2 separate regions of the Homo sapiens genome follow, and region 2 is linked to region 1. A link is a contact called in ENCODE Hi-C or POLR2A ChIA-PET data. All regions are on one chromosome and are shown on one strand. Each heading gives the region's core, a stretch centred on a gene start or an enhancer-like site at or near the end of the contact. The rest is flanking DNA. Distances are from core to core; before and after follow the strand shown.

Region 1 (6,793 bases), core at 5-2,504:
GGAAAAAAGGAGGGAGCTCACCGTCATTGGGCACATTCCCTGACTCTCTGTGTGGTGTTAGAAAGTCACTTTCTCTGACTCTCTGTGTTATTAAGTGACACATCCATTGCTTTCGTTTCTTAAGCATTTTTTAAAAGCTGCCCCCATGTACTGGTGCTGTGCTAGGTGCGGGGGCTGGACCACCACAGCCCTTAGTCTGCAAACAAATGCAATGCTACCAGGATTGTAAAGTGTTGGAGTAGGTACCAAGGGAGCTTTACAGATTATCTTGTTATCTTGTTTTACTTTCTGGGATCCCAGTGAGCCCTTTCTCCTAGCCCAGTACCTTCTTAGCATGCCATCCTAGAGGTTTTTGGGCTCTGCAGTTGGGCAGACCTGGGTTTGGATCCAGTATGGGCCACTTACTGGTTATCTGACCCTGGGCAAGTTACTCCATTTCTCTGAGCCTCATTTGTAAAATGGAAATAGGATTGGCATCTATTTTGTAGATTACTGTGAGGATGAAATGTGATTGTGCATATAGGGCACAGTAGCACATGCCATGTGCTCTCTCCGTATGAGCTGTGATCATTATTCAAAGTGGGTGGAGAGCTGAGGAGTTCAGTAAGAAAATACCTCCATGAGGGACAGAGGTTTATTACCATGTGAGCGGCTCTAGTCTGCCCAGTTTGCTCCCCTCCCACTCAGTGGGTCCACTCCCTTCCGTAACCTCCATCCATCACTAGAATGGTGTCCCCGAGACAGGAAATAGGGGCATTTGGCCAAAACCTGGGAGAAATGGTGAATCTGGATGGATGAAGTATGTTTATTTATCCAAGCACAATTTCTAAAGGTTTGGATGACAGCTACTTAGAGATGAATGAGCTCAGTAGTCCTTTCACGTTGTCATCTGAAAGATCACATGGCCTTGTCTCCTTAGTTGGGTTGTCAGATAAAATACAGAATGCCTGGATAAATTTGAATTTTAGATAAAAAGCAAATAGTTTTTTAGTGTAAGTCACAAATATTGCATGGGACATAATAATACTAAAAAAAAAGTATTCATTTTTTACCTGAAATTCAAAAAGTAATTGAGTGTCATGTTTGTTTGTTTGTTCCAAATTTGGTAAGCCTACTCCTTAGCCATCTAGAATGGTAGAGAGAAAGAGGAGAGAGAGGGAGCAGAATTGCACAGTCACTGAGAAGCAGAAGCAGATCTTTTTTGTTTGGCTTGGCAGGAAGCAGGTTGGATGAGTGAGAGTGAGGGAAGAGATGAGCTGACTAGGTTGCTGGGCAATGGAAGATCAATAAACATTGTTTAACAACCAGTGGGAGGTGAGAGGTGGAAGGAGCGAGGAGTAGGAAGGAGAGTTCCTCTGGGGAGATTTTGCAAATATCCCCAGCACCCACCACCGAGCAGCTCTTCTCCCTCACTGTCCAGCTATCTATGTTCCTTTCAGGTCCTTCCTAACTCCCCCATGGTCTTTTCTGGTGGGTCATAACTTAAAACACCCAACCCCCTTTTGTCAAAGTGTTCCTCAGTCTTCTCCATACTCAGGAGGAGCTTGAGGCCATGAACAATGGGGCCAGGGCTTTGGAGTGAATCATTCAAAGACTTTCCTGGTTGTTTCCAGAGTCTTGGTGGATTCTGGGAAGTCACAGGACCTTTGGCTCTACTGGGGAGTTTCAACACAACTCACTACTCTGTAACCCCAGCGGCCAAGTCCAAGAGGGTTTTGTTCAGATGCAACACCCCCGTTCCAGTGAGCAATTTCAATTAGGCAATGTTTACAAAGAAAAATTACAAGCTGAATACGGTTTCCATCCAAGTGCAGATCAAGGCTCTGGAAAGCCAAGGGAAGTTAGACTGTTGAGAAACTTCCCATTTACAAATCATGGCTGAAATAAGGTTCTTTCCACGGTCTTCTGAGGGTGGAGATAGTGGCTTTTTTATTTGTTTGTTTTGCTGTCTTTCTGTTTTTTGGCTTTGGAAAGTCCCGAGGATTAAGCACTTGCAATAAGTGAAGATACAACCCCAGCTCTTGCCTCCCACTTCTTTAAGGAACCATTTCTCTCCTAAAAAACCTCCAGAAACAATTCTGGTCTCCACCCTCTCCCAACTGCTTAAATCAACTCCAACTGTTCCTTTAAAAACCTATCTCTCATAGATATGGCCAGTTTCTGCTGACACTGAATGGAGCTTTTTTTATTCCAGTTCTTTGGGACCTTGATACCTCGGGCATTTTCTCTTAATTTCAAATGAAATTAACCAAGTAATATGAGCTATTCTCAGCCAGAATATTCAGATTGATTCTCTTTGACCTCCCACGTAGCAGACTCCTCTCCATGGGCTTGAGAGAAGGACTTGGGAATGGCCTGAAATTGATTTTGTACATTACTGCGGAACTAGTTCCCTCTGTCCTGGATCTAATCTTCCCTAAGCCTTTGTCTTTCCAGACCAATAACTTACTTGTGAAGTCATTTGTCAAGCTTTCTAGCTGAGAGCAAAAAGAGGAGATACTAAATGTGAAGTATTAGTAACCCCAAGTGCAAGTGATGGATTCTTTTTGCTGAAGATAGAAAGGATCCAGCAAAGGGTAGTTAGACAATCTGGGTTGATATGTGCTTGGTGTAAAGAGGTTAGTGGGTTAGATGACTAGGGAAAGAGTAAAGTCAAAGGTTCAGAGAGAAGGAATTTTGTTATAAGAGAATCAAATTATAATGCTAAAATTTACTGAGTATGGGTTAAGACTTTAGGCATAACTGGACACCATAGGAAACTGGATATAATAGGGAGGGACTGGAAATTAGGACTGCCAAATTGAGCAGGTTAGGTGTGGAGAAGAGGAGGAAAGAGAAGATGGCTCATACTTCAGAGTCAGAGAACAAGTCAGGTGGGGAAGCAAAGTCCTGTAGCCAAGGACATAGCAACACTGATTTATAGAACATGTAAGTAGTAAGAACTGAGACCTCAAGAATGGCAATACTAGATCAGGGGTCAGAGGTCAGGGAGCACATGGGGATTGGAAATTAGAAATCCAGATAGCCCCCAGGCAGTACTGGAAACACCTGTAAGCCGCACAATGTGCCCCAGTCCCTGGATGCGTTGGAGTGAGACTGCAGGCCTGAGCGTGAGGTACCGAGGGAGAGAATGGAAGGGACCAACAGGAGTGGTAGGAAGAGCAAAGCCAGGCCTAGCCTTGGAGGAACTAAAGTGTAGGGCAGATTCCCAGGATCTCAGGCACAGGGGATGAGGTAAAGCCAACACAGAAGTAAGACTCATGGTTGGGTATTGGAGTTGGTCCAAGACCTAGTGCAATGTGATGCTGACATGAAGAGGGCAGAGATGAAGCTCCTTAAATCTTTCCTGGGGTTAGGATTGACCCCAAAGGCTGATGTGAGGCTGGACTTAGATACAAGTCAAGAATGTCAAGTAAAGGAAGAAAAGAGTGGAGGGACTAGGAACTAGCAAAATCTGACAGTGAATCTATATTCTGTCTTTATGATCCTGAAAAAATAAATAAAATTAAAAAAGCATTCTAACCATTTCAATCATGAAAATAATTATGACAAATTCATAAATAACAGATTACATTTAAAAAAACTGGATAAAATGGAATTTCGGATTCCTTATTGTTTTCCCTTTGATTTTTCAGTATTTTTTTCTCCCTGTCATTTTATGTGTGTAGTAATAAAAAATAATTTTACATATAGGATTTTGTAAGAGTGAAACATACCAGCCATGCATTGATTTGGGATAATACCAAAACAAGCTAGATGTAACTCTAGCAAAGAATTTATTGGCTAATTGGCCTCTGCTATTCCAATATTGGCTCCAAAGTTTGTATGATAATCCCCAAGTCCCAACAGGCTTTTCCTCGTTAATCTGTGTAATAAAGGAATCTGCTTACACATGATTTCATAAGTGAGGGGAGGGAAAAGAGAGCACCTTTTAGTTTGGAATGAAAATGAATACATTTTCTTCAAGGACCTAATGCTGCTTACAGTTTAACTTGCTCATGTGGAAAGTGTTCAAGAAATCCAAAATTATCCAGGGGAAAGTTACATTCAGTATCAAATATAATGCTTTGTTCTTTTAATGTCTAATTCATAGGGTAACCAGCAGTGAGAACATGGCTCCATACATTGGGAATGGTAAAGAATGAGGGAGAAAAAGTACATTTTTTGTAATTTGTCCTTCTATGTAATGTGATTCATCCAACAGGTCTGATAGGGTTTTTCATTGCTTTTGGCATCGCTATGGGGAAGATGGGAGATCAGGCCAAGCTGATGGTGGATTTCTTCAACATTTTGAATGAGATTGTAATGAAGTTAGTGATCATGATCATGTGGTAAGTGGCCTTGTTCTTACTTCTTAGCAGTGGGTTGAGAAAGCCTTGGGGTCCCCAGAGGATACTGGAGCTCTCCCTGCAGGAAAAAGTTGGCATGGGCTGATCAAATGTCTTTCCAGAAAGACTTTGAGAAAGGGATGAAAATATCTTTTTTGGAGCTTCCCCTAGAACAAGTGTAGACAAATTATGCCCCTTGGGCCAAATCTAACCTACTCTCTCTTTTATATGGCCAGCGAGTTGAGAATGGGTTGTATATTTTTATGTAACTGTCTTAGTTGGGTTGCCATAACAAAATACCAAAGACTGAGTGGCTTAGAAACAACAGAAATTTCTTTCTTATGGTTCTGGAGGCTGGAAGTTCAAGATCAGGGTGCCAGTATGGTTGGGTCTGATAAGGGGCCTTTTCCAGGTTGCAGACCAACTTCTCATTGTATCCACAGTTAGAAAGATATTTATTTATTTTTATTTGAATTTTATTCTATTGTAATTTTTTTGAGACAGGGTCTGACTCTATCACCCAGACTGGAGTGCAGTGGTGTGATCATGGCTCATCGCAGGCTCGGCCTCCCTCACTGTAGCTCAAGTGATCCTCCCACCTCAGCCCCTCAAGTAGCTGGAACTACAGGTGCACACTACCATGCCCAGCTAATTTTTGAAAATTTTTTATAGAGACGAGGATTTCACTATATTACCCAGGCTGATCTCAAACTTCTGGGCTCAAGTGATCTTCCCACCTAGGCCTCCCAAAGTGCTGGGATTATAGGCATGAGCCACCTCGCTCAGCATGAAAAGAGATTCAGAAAGCTCTCTGGGGTCTCTTTTACACAGTCATTGTCTTTCCATCTATTATAACAAAATACCTTAGACTGGGTAATTTATAAACAATAGGAATTTATTGCTCACCCTTCTGGAGGCTGGCAAGTCCAAGATCAAGGTACTAGCAGATTTGGTATCTGTGGAGGGCCTATTCCTCGTAGTTGGCACCTTTGTGTGTGCTCTCACATGGTAGAAAGGGAAAACAGGCTCCCTCGAGCATCTTTTATTAAGAGCACTAATTCCATTGAAGAGGGCACAGCCCTCATCACCTAATCATCTCCCAGATGGTTCACCTCTTAACACCACTGCCCTGGGAATTAAGTTTCAACATAAGAATTTGGGGGACATATGAATTCAACTTATGAATTGCAGTTTTTGCCATTACTTTCAATGGGAAAAACCACAGTTACTTTTGCACCAACCTAATAATTAACTTGCCTAAGATGATTATAGCTAGGGAGAGGAAGAGCTGTAGTTCATATTGGTATCAAAACCCTTGATGCATAAGCAGGTAGGTTTTTTGGTTTGGATCGTCTAAGCAATATTGTTTCCCCTTTATTTCACATGTGTTTATAGTCAGTGACTCTGAAATCTAGGGGAGCCTAGGAGAGCATGAGTATCTATTCTCTCATTGTGGAAGCTCTGTCATCTTCAATCATTGGAAACTTTTGGTGTCCCATATCCATCAGACAGAAAGCTTTTTACTTGCATTTGTTTCAGATCTCTAGGATGGTCCTGTATGTCTGCCTAGAAAAAAATAAAACCACTCTTAGACCAAGTCATACCTGTGTTCTCTTTTCCACAGGAATTCTGGGTTACCTATTCCCCATCTCTGCATGTTCCAGGCCTACCCACCTTCTTTGCCAAACTTCTTCTGATCCTTTTCCACTTTTCTGTAGGTGTCTTTCGTGGAAATTCCAGCTGCTTTTTCTCTTCCTCCTTTTCTTGTCTCCCACCCCACCTCACAAGGGCAAAAATCTGTTCTTTTTTATCTCCACAGAACCAAACATGGTGATGTGCCTGTAGTCAATTGTTACTAAAACTTTAGGAACGAGTGGGATAGCTGATAACTCCAAGATTTCAGATCAAGAAGATGCTCCTCACTATTTCATGAACCATATTTAACAGACCTGGCTTGTTCAGATCATTGTTTTACGGTGCTTTTAAAACACAGAAAGGATGCTAGTGAAATAACATCATGTTCTCTTTTATGATTGTACTGAACCCTCAGCTTCTCAGGCAATGCTAGATTTCTGGATATTTCTGTTGTATGAAGATTTGGGAATATGGTGGTGTTGTAAAATATATATATATATATGTATATATATATACACACACACACACACACAGAGAGAGAGAGAGAGAGAGACAAAGACTCGCCCTGTTGCCAGGCTGGAGTGCAATGGCACGATCTCAGCTCACTGCAACCTCCGCCTCCCGGGTTCAAGTGATTTTTCTGCCTCAGCCTTCCAAGTAGCTGGGATTACAGGTGTGCACCACCATGCCCGGCTAATTTTTTGTATCTTTAGTAGAGATAGGGTTTCACCATGTTGGCCAGGCTGGTCTTGAATTCCTGACCTTATGATCCGCCTGCCTTGGCCTCCCAAAGTACTGGGATTACAGGCATGAGCCACCGCATCCAAATG
Region 2 (7,190 bases), core at 281-2,780, 48 kb before region 1:
ACCAGTGGTACCATTCTAACAGTGCTGTCTGTTGAAATCCTCCCTCCTTAAAGTTTAAATGTATATTAATATTGCACTAAGTCCTATGATCATACTCTTTATTCACTTAACATCCTTTCAAGGGAGGCTTTGGCCTGTAATTGAAATAGGAGTAAGGAGTCACTGGGAGCCAGCGGGGCAAAAGCACAATAATAATAAATGCCTAAATACTATTTAACATGCAATTAATTAAATATCAACATGGTCTGTTGATGGTAGAAAGGTGACAAGACTTTCTTCTTTTCTGAAGGTCTAGCTCATGTCCACCCTTGCTATTAGGGATATTTGCCAAGGATCATTGAAAGAAATTTTGATCATCTGAGGTGGGAATTAATCATTTGTCTTCGAGCTCTCTATTAGAGACTCACATATTTTAATGTAGCTAAAATTTATTGGAAACCCTATTGTGCTCTTAATAGGTGATTTAGCAGTGAGGAAACAAGTTCCAATTCTGTTCTCAAGAAGGGTACAGTCTAGTGGGGGATGATGCACATCCATCAATCACACAGATCAACAGGGAGTTAGACTTTTTCAGTTAGGTCAGGGAAGCTTCCTGGAGGAAGCAACATTTGATTCAAGATTGGAAGGATGAGCAGGAGTCTGCTAGGTGAAGAAGAGAAGCTGAGGCATTGCTTCTGTGCATTTGTATGAACGGTTAGGGGAGTGGAAACCTTAAGAGCAAAGAGACAAGAAAAGGAGAATGTCATCCCAACCCCATCTGTCTCTATCAGAAGGTTTCTAAACAGCCACATTCACTCCATTCTAAGTCACCCTTAGTTGTAAATTGCACTCACAATGTAATAATAGTTTTTCAAGTAAAAAGAGACATACTATAGTAGATAAATGTTGATATTGACTATAATATGCATCCCAATTTCAGAAATGTTAAATCTTAAAAAAAAAGCCTATCTTAGAAGCAAGGACATAAGATATCAAAATTCAAAGTCGGTCTTGAAATGATTATTGCTATTATTGTCATTGCTTTTATATTGAGGTCTCTGGTTGTCACTGCTGGGACAGTTTTCATTGGCCATCTCTGCTGCCCAGGCACATGCTTCCCCACCACATTGATAGGATCTCTTGCTTCCTGCTCAAACCTCCCCTCTTTTCTCCCCAGCTCCTTAATTCCCAATCCCTTGAGTTCCCATTGATTTCTCGCATGGTGCAGTTTAGCCATGCATGAACTCACTGCCAACCATCTCAACCTAACCCTCTGAAATGTATCCAGTAAGGTGTATTACAAAACAAGGGCAGCTCTCTCAGTGCAGTGAGCATGCCCTGAGACAGCTTGCAATTCTAGACAGGGGTGAGAATATCAGGAGGAGAAATTGTGCCACTCCTTTGCAGAAGGGAACTGGGGCCTTACTGCTTTCTCAAGAGGCAGCATTGGAATGGCTTCTAGAAAGATGGGCTTGGCCTTGGGATGGTGAAAATGCTCTCTGTCTGTGACCTCTGGGGCTCAGCCAAGGCAGGGATGGATAAAGAACTAACCTGCCCTGCCTGCCAGCCAAAAATAGTGCTAACTGCGTCACAGAGCTTTTGGTAATTAAACCTTCCCTCTGCAGAAAGCTGTGGCTTGGACTGATAAGGGACCGTGGATGTGTTAAGGTAATTCACTCCCAACACTGACATTCTTCACTCAACATCAGAAGCAGGCTGGAAAACTAAGTGGAACTAGATGAAGTTTGAGATTCATAACCAGGGCATGGTATGTAAGTAGCAAAAAGACAGAACATGTGCCAACAAAGTTTCTTATAGATTAAGTAGTTCTTTGTTTTTACTCTGAGTCATATGGACTTTTTTCCTTTTTGGTCAGTCAGCTTAGTTAGCAACTTTGTTTCTGATCATAAAAATGCTTCATTTTTGCTGTAGAAAGTTGGAAACATAAAGGAAAGAAGCAATAAGGAAGTAAAAACCCATCCATCATCTTATCATTCACAGATAGCCACTAGGAACCTTTTGTGTCCACTTTTTTCTCGATGCAATGTACAATTTTTATAAAATTATGATCAGGGCCAGATGCGGTGACTCACGCCTGTAATCCCACCAATTTGGGAGAATGAGGTGGGTGGATCATGATGTCAGGAGTTTGAGACCAGCCTGGCCAATATGGTGAAACCCCGTCTCTACTAAAAATACAAAAATTAACAGGGCGTAGTGGCATGCACCTGTAGTCCCAGCTACTCAGGAGATTGAGGCAGGAGAATCGCTTGAGCCTGGGAGGAGAGGGTTGTAGTGAGCCGAGATTGTGCCACTGCACTCTGGCCTGGGCAACAGAGCAAGACTCTGTCTCAAAAAATAAATAAATAAATAAAAATAAAAAATAAAATAATAATCAGAGTATATCTGCAGTTTTCTGTCTTACCTTTTAAATGTACACACAATATACTCCCAATCATACTGTATCTGATGGGGTCATTCAATATTACTTGAAAACCAGACTGTTTTTAGCTTATAAACCTCCTTAGGGCCTGAGCTGAGTGGGGTGAAGTATCTGGGAGAACACACGTCCATGTCAGTAGGAAAGTGCTCTGGTCTGGAGTGTTCTTCAGACAGGATCCATGGTCCCAGGAGAAACTGACATGCTGTCTGGGAAAGCAGAGATGTTCTGGTCATTTTGGGAGGCAGAGAAGGAGTGGGAAGTTCACTGGGGAGAGCATTATGCAGAGAGAAGAGCATGGGCTCGTAAGTAAAGCATTCCTGGCTTGGATTCTGTCTCTGGCACTAATCAGTTGCCTGATCATGGTTAGCCTACCTAATCCTCTAAACCTCAATTTTCTCACTTATAAAGTGGGACTAATGGTATTATGTATTTCACTGGGTTATTGGAGGATAGTACCTGACTCAGAGTAAGTACTCAATGAATGTTAGCCATCATTAGTATATTATTTTTATTAATCTCTCCAACAAGGACTGGGTCAGCTGATTCTATTGGATGAGGATAGTGGGTAGATGGGTTCACTCTTTAAGATAATCTTTAAAAGGAAGTAAAAATATTGGTGGCTTTTAGTATTAATATGTTCTCTCAGAGAGAAGGTGTATTTAAAGTTTAGGGGAGTCAGAAGAATGAAATCTTAAGGCTCCTTCCATTTCATTTTCCAGACCATGAATTGAGGACACTTCAGTGCCTGGTAGGAGATTTGGGTTCAGACCAACAAGCAGCTCCAATCTCAGCCCAGGCATCTTCCTAATCAGGCTTGATGGGCAGCTGCAGCTATAAGTATTTAAATAAATCATCAAAGGGTTTGTTGCATCAGCCAAGCTTTTTAGAGTCCCAAATTTAAAAGCTGAGATAAAATCTTATCTTGCTGTGTCTTTACGGAAGGATCCCCAGATACCTGGGGTTAAGGTCTGGCTCAAGTCAGGACCTAGGAAGCAGCATATGTTGACTGGAGAGACCTGGGTTTGAATCCCAGCTGTGCATGTTATTAGTTATATGACCTTGGGCAAGATTCACAACCTTAGCCCTTCTTTACCTTCTCACCCTAATCTGGGGTAAACATTTGTACCTTTTGGGGTTGTTGCAAGGATTAAAAGAGGCAAACTCTGTGACAATGCCTAGCTCCATGCTGGACTTAATATAAATGCTCAATAAATTTTGACACCATCTTCTATCCCCCATATCCTACAAGATAAAACAAGACAGAATGAGAAAGTGCTTAGGTTTCTTCATCTGTAAAAAGGTAATTGGAAAAAGAAAATTAAAGGCAGAAGCTCACTCAGCCTCTAGGGTCTGGGAGATGTCTTCTTGTTGTTTAAGTTTTAGTCTGTACTTTCTAAAAACCAGTAGTGGGCCTCTGGCATTTCCTGGCACATCTTAGCAGATAGGTATTGAATATATACCATGTGCCACAGTACTGCGCCCTTTGTATGGGTGATCTCATACAGTGCTTTCATTTCATGGAGGAGAAAAACTGAGGCTCAGAGACATGAAGAAACTCACCCAAAGTTTCTTAGCTGTTAAGTGGTGGAGCTGGGATTGGTACCTAGGTCTCTCTGTCTCGGAGCCCGTGTTTGTAACTACCCCGAACATAGGTCTCTAACCATATAGGACTCCTACTCCTTGCTGGAAAACATAAGTACAAAACAGACAAGAATGGCCTTTTCAATTACTAAACTGTAAGCCCCCTGAGCCCAAAGACTGTGTGTTCCCCGCTCAATCCCCTCCCAGGCATGCAGCTAATAGGAAACCCTGGAGACATACTGGGAATCTAAGAATCTGGGTTAGGATTCCTTTGAAATGCAGATGTCCTGTGAGAAGTAAGCACCTGATTTCTTATATACCTGAGTTCATTAGATACTTATCTTTGATATGGGAGAGAGTAGAGCTTTCTCAGATACCTGGGTGGCTAGCTGCAGCGAAAGGACTGAAAATCTGGAGGGGAAGAGCTCTTCTCTCTCTTTATTTTCTCACTAACGGAAGGGAGTAAAAGGCAGAGGAAGTGGGTCTGAGATGAGGAAGACAGTACCACAGGGTTCATAAGATGTACACATCAGAATTCCTGGCTTGCAGGCCCTGGGCATTGGCTGGACAAGGTTTGTTGGTCTCTAGGGCACAGAAAGAATCTATGCCTCCGAGGATTCATAGAAAATTACCACTTCCTCTGTCATTATCTTTTATTTATTATTCTCTGTGATCTGTTGGTCTTTGATTCCCTTTGTATTTTTGATTCTTTTGTGATTCTCCCTTTCGATTTGGCGCTGGTTTTTACCCTGATCTCATCTGTATCGTCCACACCTCAATGCAGGCTTCCCGCGCCCCTGCCCGGGCTCCCGCAGTGCCCCCATCTACATCCCTGCCTCCAGTCTTGTTCATTGCTGCTGCCAGATTCACCTCCCTCTATGTCCACCTGTTTTGGAACCTTGCCACTCCCATCCTGCTCTGAGCTTTTGCTCTGTATTTCCTCTGCCTGATGTATCCTCTCCCCTTTCCTCTTCCAACCAAAAGAAAGTCTACCTATAGCCTTCCAAACTCAGCACACATCCTTCTCCTTTGGGAACCTGTTCCCAATGATTCCCTCAATTTCTCTGTCTTTTTTTTTTTTTTTTTTTTTGAGACCAGGTCTCGGTCTGTCGCCCAGGCTGGAGTGCAGTGGTGTGAGCTCGGCTCACTGCAGCCTCCACCTCCTGGGTTCAAGCAATTCTCCCACCTCAGCCTCCCGAGTAGCTGGGATTTACAGGGGTGAGCCACCACGCCTGGCTAGTTTTTGCATTTTTAGTAGAGACAGGGTTTCACCATGTTGGTCAGGCTGGTCTGTAACTCCTGACATCAGGTGATCTATCCGCCTCAGCCTCCCAAAGTGCTGGGATTACAGGATGAGCCACCATGCCTGGCCTCTGTCTTCTTAATTCTAGTAGTGCTGATGTGTGCCTACATCAGCTGGTCATGTGCTTCCTCCCCTCTGCTTAGGGCATTGTTTACCTCTTGGACATGACTTCTCACCTGTTTGCTTTCCTCCCATCTATGTCAGGAGTTCTTTAAATTTAATATTTCTTCTTCATTTATTGAGTATCTGCTACATGCGAGCACCCTATTGAGGGTTGAGAAACAAAGAGGAATTATTAGGTTTGCTCATCAATAAATAATTGAGGTGAGACCCTTAGAAATGTGTGTCCATTGGCCTGCTTCAATTTTAGACAGTTTTTTCACCAACTCCAGGGGAGGCCAAGCCAAGCATGCCTCTGGCTCTTGCATTCCACATGTCTCTTATTAAAAACAGATGGCCCAGGACTGCTTTGGCCATTGCACCAGTTGACAGGCCTGTTCCTGGGGAGGCTCTGCTTATGAATTCTAGAATCCTTTAGCTGCATTAGTAACAATTCCTCCTGCAGAGCAATGAGGGGATAGTGTCTGTGGGCTGGGCACTTTCCATGAATAAGAAAGGCCTGAATTCAACCCAGGTGCCGCCCAGACTTGTCACATGGAGCTTGGCCTCAGGCAAGGCCAAAATGGGAAGCTAGCTTCAGAGGAAGAGGTCCCTTCTGCCACTTCTGAATTCCTGAAGCTCACAACAACCAGCTTCTTTGTCCTCATTTTTCTTAGGAACAAATGTATTCATTTAACAAACATTTGTGGCTGAGTGTGGTGGCTCACACCTGTAAACTCAGCTCTTTTGGAGGCCAAGGCAGGAGGATTGCTTGAGGCCAGGAGTTTGAGACCAGCCTGGGCAACATGGCAAGACTTCATCTGTATTTTAAAAAATTGCTGAGCACAATGATCTCTGTTTTCCCAGTGCCTGCCTGGCTCAGGGCCTGGCACCGAGGTAAATACAACTGCTGCTCTAAATAAGCTCATCTCTAAGAAATGAAATGAATGCAAACTATTGAAAGCAAGGAAGGCAAATACGGGCATGCATATGTCCACTTCTTAATTTTGTGTCCACGGCAGATACTGCTAATTAATCATAGAACTCATTCACTTTGAATCTGGATTTAAGTGAAGATTCAGCCTTGGAATCCTTCTGAAAACATTGCTCCAGCAGCCACTATCAGTGATTTGGACTTTGCCCATGAGATGAAATCTGCTTGTGATCCTTTTTCTGGTCTTTAAAGTGGTCCAAATGCCACTGGAAGTGGGGAGCAGGGGTTCAAAACAGCAAGTATATTGAATTACCATGTCTGTCCAGAGCAGACTAGGAGACTCCATTCATGGGAGTGTCCAAAAGTAACACCGCTATTGCAGAAGCCCTGACCATTGCTCCTTCGCACTTCTTCTCGCTCTCATGGCTCCTTTCTGTCTGACTTTTGTGGACTCCTCTTCCTCCTCATACCCCTCAGAAGTGGCTGTTTTGCAGGGTTAAACTCTTATCCCTCCCAAACTCTTTTTTCTTGTCTGTTTTCTCAGTTGGAGAGCTAATTTCTTCCCTCAGCTTTTTCTAGCTTTTTAAAGTAGTTAACTGTCAAATCTGTATCTTCAGAGATGTCTTTTTCCAAAGTCTAAACTCCTCCCTTTGGCACTGAAGCACTTCCACCATCTGACCCTATTTATCTTTCCAGTCCCCTTTCCAGTCCCAGCTCCTTGCCTACAGAACTACTGCTGTGAGCACGAGGTCTTCTTCCATCCTGTGTCCAAGATGTGGGGTACCCATGGGGAGTCCTGCTCCCATGCCTTGGCACATGCCCCTGCCCTGCCCCTCTTCTCTGTTTGGTCT

The links. Hi-C counts contacts between places; a loop is a spot of excess contacts on that map. ChIA-PET counts read pairs that join two places held with the same protein, here RNA polymerase II (POLR2A). Pooled maps may share reads with other maps.
Region 2: a loop to region 1 is called in a map of posterior cingulate gyrus, with 2.4 times the contacts of the local background. The contact joins two enhancer-like sites. A Hi-C loop is called at or near these places in 8 of 168 maps with a recorded cell type or tissue (B cell, CD14-positive monocyte, PC-9 and 4 more), 4 of 37 single-sample maps with no recorded cell type and 8 of 50 pooled maps. POLR2A ChIA-PET finds 5 or more read pairs at or near these places in 6 of 52 experiments (A549, CD4-positive, alpha-beta T cell, HepG2 and 3 more).

Annotation. Positions count from the first base shown.
Region 1 is chr11:35,299,057-35,305,849 of GRCh38, reverse strand. SLC1A2 (solute carrier family 1 member 2) reads left to right here. Exons shown (of 11, transcript NM_004171.4): 6 at 4,205-4,331. Among named protein-coding and RNA genes, the nearest start is that of SLC1A2-AS1, 21 kb to the right of the region's middle. RefSeq lists an enhancer at 48-137. Within about 2 kb of position 1,254, at least 12 of the 41 ENCODE cell types and tissues checked have a DNase peak (open chromatin) inside an H3K27ac peak, as active enhancers do.
Region 2 is chr11:35,346,796-35,353,985 of GRCh38, reverse strand. All of the region lies in intron 1 of SLC1A2 (solute carrier family 1 member 2), which reads left to right. Among named protein-coding and RNA genes, the nearest start is that of SLC1A2-AS1, 69 kb to the right of the region's middle. RefSeq lists an enhancer at 5,684-6,185. Within about 2 kb of position 1,530, at least 2 of the 41 ENCODE cell types and tissues checked have a DNase peak (open chromatin) inside an H3K27ac peak, as active enhancers do.